2 separate regions of the Homo sapiens genome follow, and region 1 is linked to region 2. A link is a loop called in an ENCODE intact Hi-C map of the cell type or tissue named here. Cell type or tissue: IMR-90. All regions are shown on one strand. Each heading gives the region's core, and the rest is flanking DNA. Links, peaks and the distances in the headings are about the cores only.

Region 1 (4,711 bases), core at 267-4,266, 280 kb before region 2:
GGCATTTGGGTTGCTTCCACTTTTTGGTTATTATGAATAATGCTGCTGTGAACACCTGTGTACAAAGTTTTGTTTAAACATATGTTTTCTGCTCTCTTGGGTCCAACTTTGTTTAGGAACCAACCATACTTCTTTCCACAGCAGCTACATAATTTTACATTCCCATTAAAAATGTATGTGGGATTTAATTTCTCCATTCCTCATCAACATTTATTTTCCTTTTATTTCTGATAGCCATACTAGTGGGTGTAAGTGGTAATTCACTGTTGTTTCGATTTGTATTTTCCTAGTAACTAATGATGCCAAGTATATTTTCATGTGCTTATTGACCATTTGTATATTCTCTTTGGAGAAATGTCTATTCAGAGTCTTGACGATTTTTAAATTGGGACTTTTGTCTCTTTGTTGTTGAGTTGTAAGAGTTCTTTATATATTCCGAATATTAAATCCTAAGATATAGGATTTGCAAATATTTGTATTTTCTCTTATTCTGTGGGTTTTTTTAACACTTTGTTGATAGTGCTCTGTTATTCATAGAAGTTTTTAATTTTGATGAATTCCCAGTAGTATGTTTTTGAGACTGGGGTCTCATTATGTTGCCCAGGCTGGTCTCCAACTTCTGGGCTTAAGTGATCCTCCTACCTCCGCCTGAGGAGATAGCAGTAGTTATTTTTAACAATAAAGACATTACACATCCATGAAAAGACTCAGATTAAACATAACACAAAACAAAAATTTAAAACCCAAGTAAAGAGAAGACACTTCTTTAATGCCCAATCAACTTTACCAAATGCAGATTATCAGGGAGTATGTAAAGTTATTGCTGTTCAAGAAAAGGAAACAGGTGGGGCTACACTGACCTTTTTCTTCGAAGAAGTCCTGAGTTATTCAGATAAGGTGTCTAGCCTATGAATGAGATCTTTTATCTCAGGATGACAGTAGTTATTTTTTTTTAAATTATCATTATCAAATTCATCTACCAAGAAATTTCAAATAGTCTCCTCTGTTTAAATAACATTAAGGAGCTGCCTTAAACCAACAATAACCAGGAAAATCAAAAGGTTGACAGGGTGTTTCTAATTTAGCAGTTTCTAACACATAGGCCACAGTAGTCAGATGACATGCTTGTAAAGTTACTGAGAGAAAGTTCTTGGAGTCAGAGAGCAGAGAAACTAAATCATTGCAAAACATTTTTAAGACAAAACTTAATAAAAGAGTAAGGATATCAATGGACATTATTAAATGTAAAGGCTTTGCTTATTGTTTTAAATTGGTTGCTTTTAGGTAATTAATTTATTGATTGAAAACAACGAATGCAGTGGTTTGGATGAGATCTTCATTTTATTTTAATTAGTTAGTTATTGAGTAAGAAGACTTATGGTGGACACTGGTTTGGAGACCTCCGATTTTGTCCACTAGTGGTCTTGGATCAAATTTCTGCATTTGTCATTTTATGGAGTGTGCTAATGGGCAAACCCCTGGATACTGCCTAAGTACCTGTGCACAGTGCTCTTGCGTGGCCAGCGAGCACATGTGTGGCTGTCACCTGAAAACATCTGAGGGATCCCAAGGGAAATTCTCTTTCCTTATCTGCAGAATAACACCTTTATCTGATAATTATTGTGGGGACAAAAAGGAATAACATATGTGAAAATGTTTTCTACATATGAGACATATTTATTTAAAAAAATGGAAGCTTTAGTGTGTTTCCTTTTTAACGTAGCTCTTACATTCTACCAGATATTCTCCCAAGATTTTAAAAATATTTTAAAATTAACTGAAACAGTTCCACAAAGTAGGTACTATTATTTTCCCCCATTTTACAAGTTAGAAAACTGAGGCAGGGAGTTTTTCTATAACTTGCCCGAGGTCATACAGCTGATGAGTGGCAGAGCTGGGTTTTTAAGTCAGGCAGTCTGATTCAAGAGTCCATGTTCTCAGTTACTTACCACATTATGTTGCTTAGAATAAAATAATCCAGGGATTTCAGATGAAAATCTGAATCTCTGTATTGAATCAACAAATACTTATCGAGTACCTATTATGCATTAGACTTCTCTTGAAACACTGGAAGGTCTAGCAATGCTGTGGCTGCTCTCCTGCATTCTCTTATGGCAACCATCAGCTGGAGGTGAGTTTTCAAGGCCATCTTTTGATGGGGTCACCAAACTTGGCATGATTTATTCACCTGTTTACCTGCATAAGTCCTGTCATTAATCACGTTTGTTACTGCTAACATAAGACACAGGCATGAAAAATAGCTTATAACCAAAACATATAAGCAAAAGGCAATAATAAACATAGAAAATGAACATTGTGGCACAAGTTTAGCTTTGCAAAGTTCTCTTGCTGTTAGCATTAATCACAGAGCAATGAGACTTCGAACAAGCAGTTACAATTAAGTGTTTAAAATCAGAAGAGTAAGAAACACCAACACAAAAAGCAAATGGATATAAATCAATATACCGTGAGTATAGTTGACACCCCGTAATTGGAAATCTCTAATAATTAATCTTTTAGGCAGAGATTTTTCAGTTATAGAATTTATTTCCTTATTTTATGCACAAAAGGTAAATAATAAGTAATATCACATCTATTTCAAAAGGCAGGCTTCAGAATATGCCACAAATTTGGGAAACAATCAATCCAATGTCTAATGCTTTCAAAGTATTCATGCAATGCAGTTGGGCAGTGTTCATAGCAATTAGCCTGAGTACTGTGGGCTCCAGAAAGGTCTCTTGAATGGAGAGATAATTGGATATGCAGAGTACCATATTATCATTACATGTATTCCAATGCACTCTAATTTTTTAACAATTGTTAATTATTATTGATGAGGATACTCGATTAGCAGGAACCTTCCCTTTGTAGGTGTGTCTATACCAAGCCAAGTTAATTCCTGCTGTTTGCCTACTTAAGATTAAAGAGTCTGCTTTTTGAAGATCTGGTACCAAGCAGAAGAAATATTTTAATATTCTATGTGTTGTGACCAATGTCATATAGCTTGACCCTCACCATGATTTGGCCAACAATATTTCCATAAACATGGGCCAAGTGTACTATGGGATTTGCCAGGCTTATGGCATGGGTGTATACAGCACAGTTGGTTCAGGCATTTTATCTATGTCTAAATAACCAGCAGAAAACCTTTCTGCACTGTACCACTTGGCGTGATATAATTTGTTTAATATTATAGAATGTTGAAATAACTGCAAATTTATTGATTTATTGAACAACATGTGTTAAGTATCTGTTAGGCTTCAAGGCAGGGTTTTATAGATACTTTTTTCCTACATGGTGCTACGGGGTGGGTGGGTAGGTAGCTAGGTAGGTAGCTAGGTAGGTAGGTAAAGAAACATATTTTGAATCCCACAGAGAGGAAAGTGAGGCTTAGAGATTACTGCCCATGACCGCACAACTAGTCTGGATGCAGAGCTGAGACTCAAAGCTAGGCCTCTGATAACAAGTTCAGGCCTCCTCTACCACAATATCTCTTGATCAGCTTTTCTGAGAGTGCATTCCATCCAAAACCCTATGACAGAGTGACCTGGGTTATTTGTGTAAAATGTAGAGCCCTGGGCCCTGCTCTAGAAATACTGAATCCCTGGGCCTCAGAAATTTCAATAATACCCACAAGAGGTTCTCATACACAGCAAATTCAAGCATCAGGGATCTAGACACCAAACATCTTGAAATATTTAGTTAGATTTATTTGATACTAAGAAAAGATAGTTTGAGAGGAAAGAAGAAGTTGTCTGACCACATATGATAATAATAAATACCAACATATTTTTAATGTTGCCTTACATGTTGGGATTTAAATAGATTCAAAGTGATCTTCCAGTTCAGTGAGGTTGTTCTTACTTGAGGTGTTCCATAGATATGCCATGTTTTTATCATATAGTTTTACAAAGCTGGTTCTTTGGGACCCTACTTCCATACAATATTCATTAATTTGTCAAATATTTATTAAAGTATCAAATACTATGTTAAGCACTTGAGGAAAAGAAATGACCAAAATGGCATGGTTCCTGACCTCATGGAACCAACTCACAATCTATGGAGGGAAGATGTCAACAAGTGTTTTGTCTGAAGATTTTTCTTGTAGACAAATACATTTGTGAAACAATGGATTCAACAGATTTCTTCACTATAGGATGTTTCAGAGTCTAGTATGTACTATTATGTACTGCAAATATCTGAGAGAGGACTATGGTATGTAATGTTTTCCAGATTTATCACAGCATCCTTCGTACAGACAACAACTGCTAGGTCTAGTGCTGTACAGGATACTCCAGTGAAATCCTGTGACCCCTGGAAGGCCCAGTACACTTGTGGTACTGGTATGGATATAGAGTATATTATAAAAATGGAGTCCCACTGCCCTCCCTCCCCAGTGTAGTATTGTTCTGATAACCTAGCAAGCACTGGGATCTAGGATAGGGAATGGGCAGACTTGATACAGATCAGCCCTGAGCTGTCTTCAGAGGCCCTGGAGTGAGAATTTAGAAATGGAGTGGATCCCTGGATATGTCTCTGGTCTCTTCAGCTGGGTGATGGTTAAGACAGAAGGGTTGTTTTAGCATCCTTCAGGAATTCTGAGGCCATTTTAGACCATTTGGTGTGAGAAGGGCAGCATGAGAAGGGATCATATACCATCTCTTTACACAGAAGCTGTGTATTATTTGAGGGATACTCAACCTTTGGCTAG
Region 2 (4,711 bases), core at 462-4,461:
AGTTGGATAGTGACTACATCTTTTTAACAATGCAAGTGTTAATAAACTTAATGTCACTCACACCAAAAATAATATGTTTATACTAAGAGTTCTTTAACTAATGAATTGATGTTTTCTTCTGGAGAAGAGGAAACATAATAGGTGGCATTTATTAGAAAGTATCTTCATATTGACAACATTGGTAGAAAGCAAAAATTCAGCTGTCATTTAACAAATATTTTCACCATTCATTTCTTTTGAAGAAATAATTCAAAAGGAGTGATTTTAAAGAAAATATTTATTTGGATGATGCCAATGGTTTGGCTATCTACATTTTAAATTGTGTATATATTTCTATTTGAAGTCTCAGTAAAAATATTTAGCTCATTATAGACATAATAAATGTTCTGTAAAACTGGTAAAAGAAATAAATCTTATCTTGCAGAAGTATATAAAGTGCATTACACCTTTCAGTCTCCATTTATTTAGAATGAAAATTTTAAAGTGCAATTAGAAATATTTACAATAAATCATTCACTAAAACAAGAGAGTTCATAAACTTCTTTCTGCTGAAGAAGATACCTTCCATGTGAATAGTTGAAAGAGTCATGTCCTGTTTTTAACCCAAGACATGGTCTGGGAAAACTGTAGTATAGATGGCTCAATATTACTGTTGTTTGTATAAGCTACTTCAAAGGAATCCAGAAAAAGTGCTATTGGGAAGATACTGAAATTTCTACTAAAGTAGTTGACATTTTTCAATATTTGAGGAGCGTGGGTCTTTTTATTTTCTTATTAATCTGTTTCCTATATAATCTGTATCAAGGAAAGTTTTTCAAGCAGATTGTTCCCAGTAGCCAATGCTGAAATGAAGTAGGACGAATCCTTTTGATCTCTTGGTAGTAAACTGTTTGCAGATAATACCTAACAAGGGCATTTCTGTTCGTTTGCTATCAAATTTAATAGAAACTAGTGGAATCTGAGTTCAGCAAAAGATAAATAAATAAATATATAAAAGCCTTACATAGTTTTTGAATGCATACCTTTAAATGTCGAGAGATAATGACTTGTGTAGCATTGTTATATAATGTATTTCTTGTCTTCTGTTGGGTTCATGTGACGAATTCCAGTTGATAAGCCCCAGACTCTGGAGTCAGTTGTCTGGCTAGTTATTAAGATTAAGATAAGTACTAAGAACGAAAGATACAGTGCATTGTACTACCTTTATGGGTTTGGGCCACCTAGGATTCTGAGTGTAAACAATGAATTAGTTCACCCTGACTCCTTTTCAGACCTGAAGTGAACAATGTAAATATTGGTGAAGAATGATTAGAGATTATTTTTTAATGGAAAATATATTTTAATTACCAAAAATTCTAAAATATGTATAATTGTGGCAATAAGTTTATAGAAAAGAGATTTACTGTCTCATTTTTCTTTTTATATTGGTATTCAGAAATAAGAAGATAATTATTTAATGGGTCATAGGTAGTTCATATCAGAAAGGCATTTCGTCCTCATAAAATACGCCAGGAGGAAAAAATACAAGATATTTAAGTGCAGTTAAGGGACTTTCAGATGAAGGACAATATTAGTAAAACATATATTTCTAATGCATATCCAGCGCTAGTATTACCTATTAAATGTTTCTCGGTGATTCTTCAAAGAGTGAAAAAAGTGCATGTACTGTTCTTTAAAGCTGATAGAATGTTCCAGAGGCACACCAAACAGAGACAAATATTTTCCGAAGTGCAGTCAATTATTCACACTAAATATAGTAAATATGAGCTTTGCTGCAAATTGGTAGGCAACATTTCCAGCATAGCAAAGTTTAACTGTCTATGAGATCGCTGGAGGAGTGATAGAAAGGGGTAATTTAGCAAGCATACCATAGCAACATGCTGCGCAATGTAGAGCACTGGGTAGCTATTAATTTTTGTTAATGAATTTAAAACTAGATGTATGGAAATGGTTATATGAAATGTATACACTGCTAAACAGTTAACTAGCCCTTAGGGCTTAAGTTTAATTATCTCTGTGTAAATCATTTTGAGCAGGGCGACCTAATGAGTCAAAAAAAAAAAAAGCCAAGAAATTCATATCTAGCTTTGTGATGACTGCTGAGCACAAGCCAGACATTCTAAACCTCAGGTAGAGAAAAATTTACATGTCCATGTAGGGCTCAGTCTTTCTGGTGTCTCTTCCCAGGGCTGCATTGCTTTCTTCATTCCCACCCCAGAAGCATACTTGACAGAGGAGATGGGCAAGTGCAGTGTGTACTTTTACATGTCTTTCTGCCTTTGAGTTGCCATTCTAGGTCCTTCTCAGTCAGGATGATTTCACCTCCCACCATTACCCCACGGGACATTTGCCAATATCTGGAGTCATTTTTGGTTGTCACTAAGTGGGTGGCAAAAACCATGGATGCTGCTAAACATCCTACAATGCACAGGACAGCCTCCCACAACAAAGAATTATCTGCCTCTAAATGTTTATAATCCTGAGGTCGAGAAACGCTGTCCTATACCAACATCTTGGAACAGCATTTGTTCATGATTAAAAAACATTAGCCACAGGAGACAAGAATGGAGTGTCCCTCTTCTGCTCCCTGAACATATTATTGTACACTAGAGAGTTAGAGGGCATAGCCACCGCCACTGTGTTTCTTGCCAACCAGATGCCCAATGTCTGTATTTAGGCATGGACCCCTCAGCTCAGCAGTCATGATGCTTTGATAATAGGCCATGAATGAAGAGCAGGTTCACCCAGGGTTTAATATCCATTCATATCATAGTAGAATCACAGACCTGGACATGCCCAGTTTAGAGAGAGACAATATGCTTAAGAATAATGAGAACTGCTCTGCTGACACAGGAGCCTGGACTAAAATGACTCATGGGATTCATCCTGGCTCTCATCATCTCTGGTTGGTTGCCGAGAAAGGATGTGTTGGTGTAGTTAAAAAGAAACCATGACAGAATGCAAAAAGCGTTCATACTCCCCCGAGGAAAATCATTTTGGGAATTAAAATGTATCCCTTTCCTTTCTACTCCAGTTAAATCATGGTACCTTTTGAACTCTCTTGAGAACATATTTAAATTCTTTGTCTGTTGAGAATAAAGATAGCAAATAGGTTGTCTGCCCCTATATAGTTTATTAAGTAAAACTAAAATTGCAACTTAATGCCATGTTAGAGCAGATTTATAGTGTAAATACTAAACATTACTTGAAAACTTTAGATAGGGGTCATTTATACCCTCACACATCTTCAAACTTTAATAATATAGAGCCCTAGTAGCACAAATTGTGCACGGCAGACCTTGATGTACTGTAACTGGTACTGTCAACTCTCCTTTGTGGCCTAAGCAGTAATCATAATACATGATTAACAAGCCTCTTATCTTACTCATTTTACACTAAAAAAGCAGTAGTCACCCTGCTGGTGACTGCCATTGAATTATTTACCTGGAAGGAATGTTGAGTTATCAAAGCCCTGAGAATTCAAGAAATTGTCTTTTCTTAGTTTAGTGACTGCACTGTTGCAGTACTCCTGGAAACTTGCTTTCTGCATCTGAATTAGTTTTATATATATAAATATATATACAAAAAACTATCTTTAAAGAGAACTACATAAGGGGAATGTCAAATAAAACCGAAGATTCAGGTTCAGCTTTATCTGGGCCTCAGTTTTCCTCCTTTTTGAGGAATGTTAATTGGGTCAGGATTCCTCTAAGTTAACTAAATTAGTGACTTTGTTATTGTGAAAAATCAAGCATGCAACAATATTTAAGATGAATAATAGATATTTCAGTATCTGTTACAAATGTTCACCCCTTTGGCTTAGTGATTACACTTTTATGCATCTTGAGAAAGCAATCAGAGATCTAGGCCAGGGGTTGGGTTGGCAAACTGCTGCCCTCAGGCCAAATTCTGTCCGGTGCCTGTTTTTGTGAATAAAATTTTATCGGAACGTAGTCACAGCCATTTATCTACTCATTGTATCTAACTACAGCAGAAATGAGTAGTTGAAACAGAGACCATATGGCTCATAAAGCCTAAAATACTGACTATCCGGACCTCTACAGAAAAGTTTGCCAACTCCTCTAGACAAAGACATATGTTTATTGTTTCCTTGTTTATAAGTAAAAATAACCTAGTAATTTCTTATAGGGCATTGTTAACTAAATGGCAATAAATCCCTATAGTGAAATACGCTCTCCTGTCCAAAATGGTGATCAAGAATACGTAAAGACGTGGAAATATTTTCACAATATAATAAGTGGGGGAAAACTAAATATAGTGTACGATATTGACCATGTAAAGATGTCCAAAGAGAAGAGACCAAAAAGAAACAAACTATGAAGTTGTTATTTAGGGATTTATAGGTTAAATTTTGTTCTTTTTACATGATTTAAATTTGCTACTGTGTTTTTAGAAAATTATTTTTACGATCAGGAATGAATACGGTTAAGTGGTTACTGTGACAAAGGAAAGAAAGACAAGAGACACTGGGAGCCTTCTGTAGACGATTTCCTTCTTGGTGCAATAGAAACGCAGCTTTCTTTCCCTTCCTCTCAAAGAGGAGTGGAGTGGAGACATCCTGAGTGGAGGGTGTATCACTCTTCCAGGAAAGTGGGGTCCTGTTCATTATTATTGCCAGCTGATGCTTTTTAAGTCCAGAGGTTTGCCAGGTTAGCTTAAGCCTAAGAGTAGCGACTGGGAGAATATGATG

Evidence for each region. Hi-C counts contacts between places; a loop is a spot of excess contacts. Peaks named below come from ENCODE experiments on the same cell type or tissue, not always from the same donor. Only the 100,000 strongest peaks of a DNase experiment are listed, where the experiment ranks them.
Region 1: it touches region 2 in a loop (2.7-fold over the local background); 1 of 110 quality-filtered maps calls a loop at or near these places.

Annotation. Positions count from the first base shown.
Region 1 is chr1:217,124,837-217,129,547 of GRCh38, reverse strand. It overlaps a transcript of ESRRG not described here. Among named protein-coding and RNA genes, the nearest start is that of ESRRG, 400 kb to the right of the region's middle. In IMR-90, for the core only: no CTCF peak of the experiment used is centred there; no DNase peak of the experiment used is centred there.
Region 2 is chr1:216,845,753-216,850,463 of GRCh38, reverse strand. It overlaps a transcript of ESRRG not described here. Among named protein-coding and RNA genes, the nearest start is that of ESRRG, 120 kb to the right of the region's middle. In IMR-90, for the core only: no CTCF peak of the experiment used is centred there; a DNase peak (open chromatin) is centred at 2,883.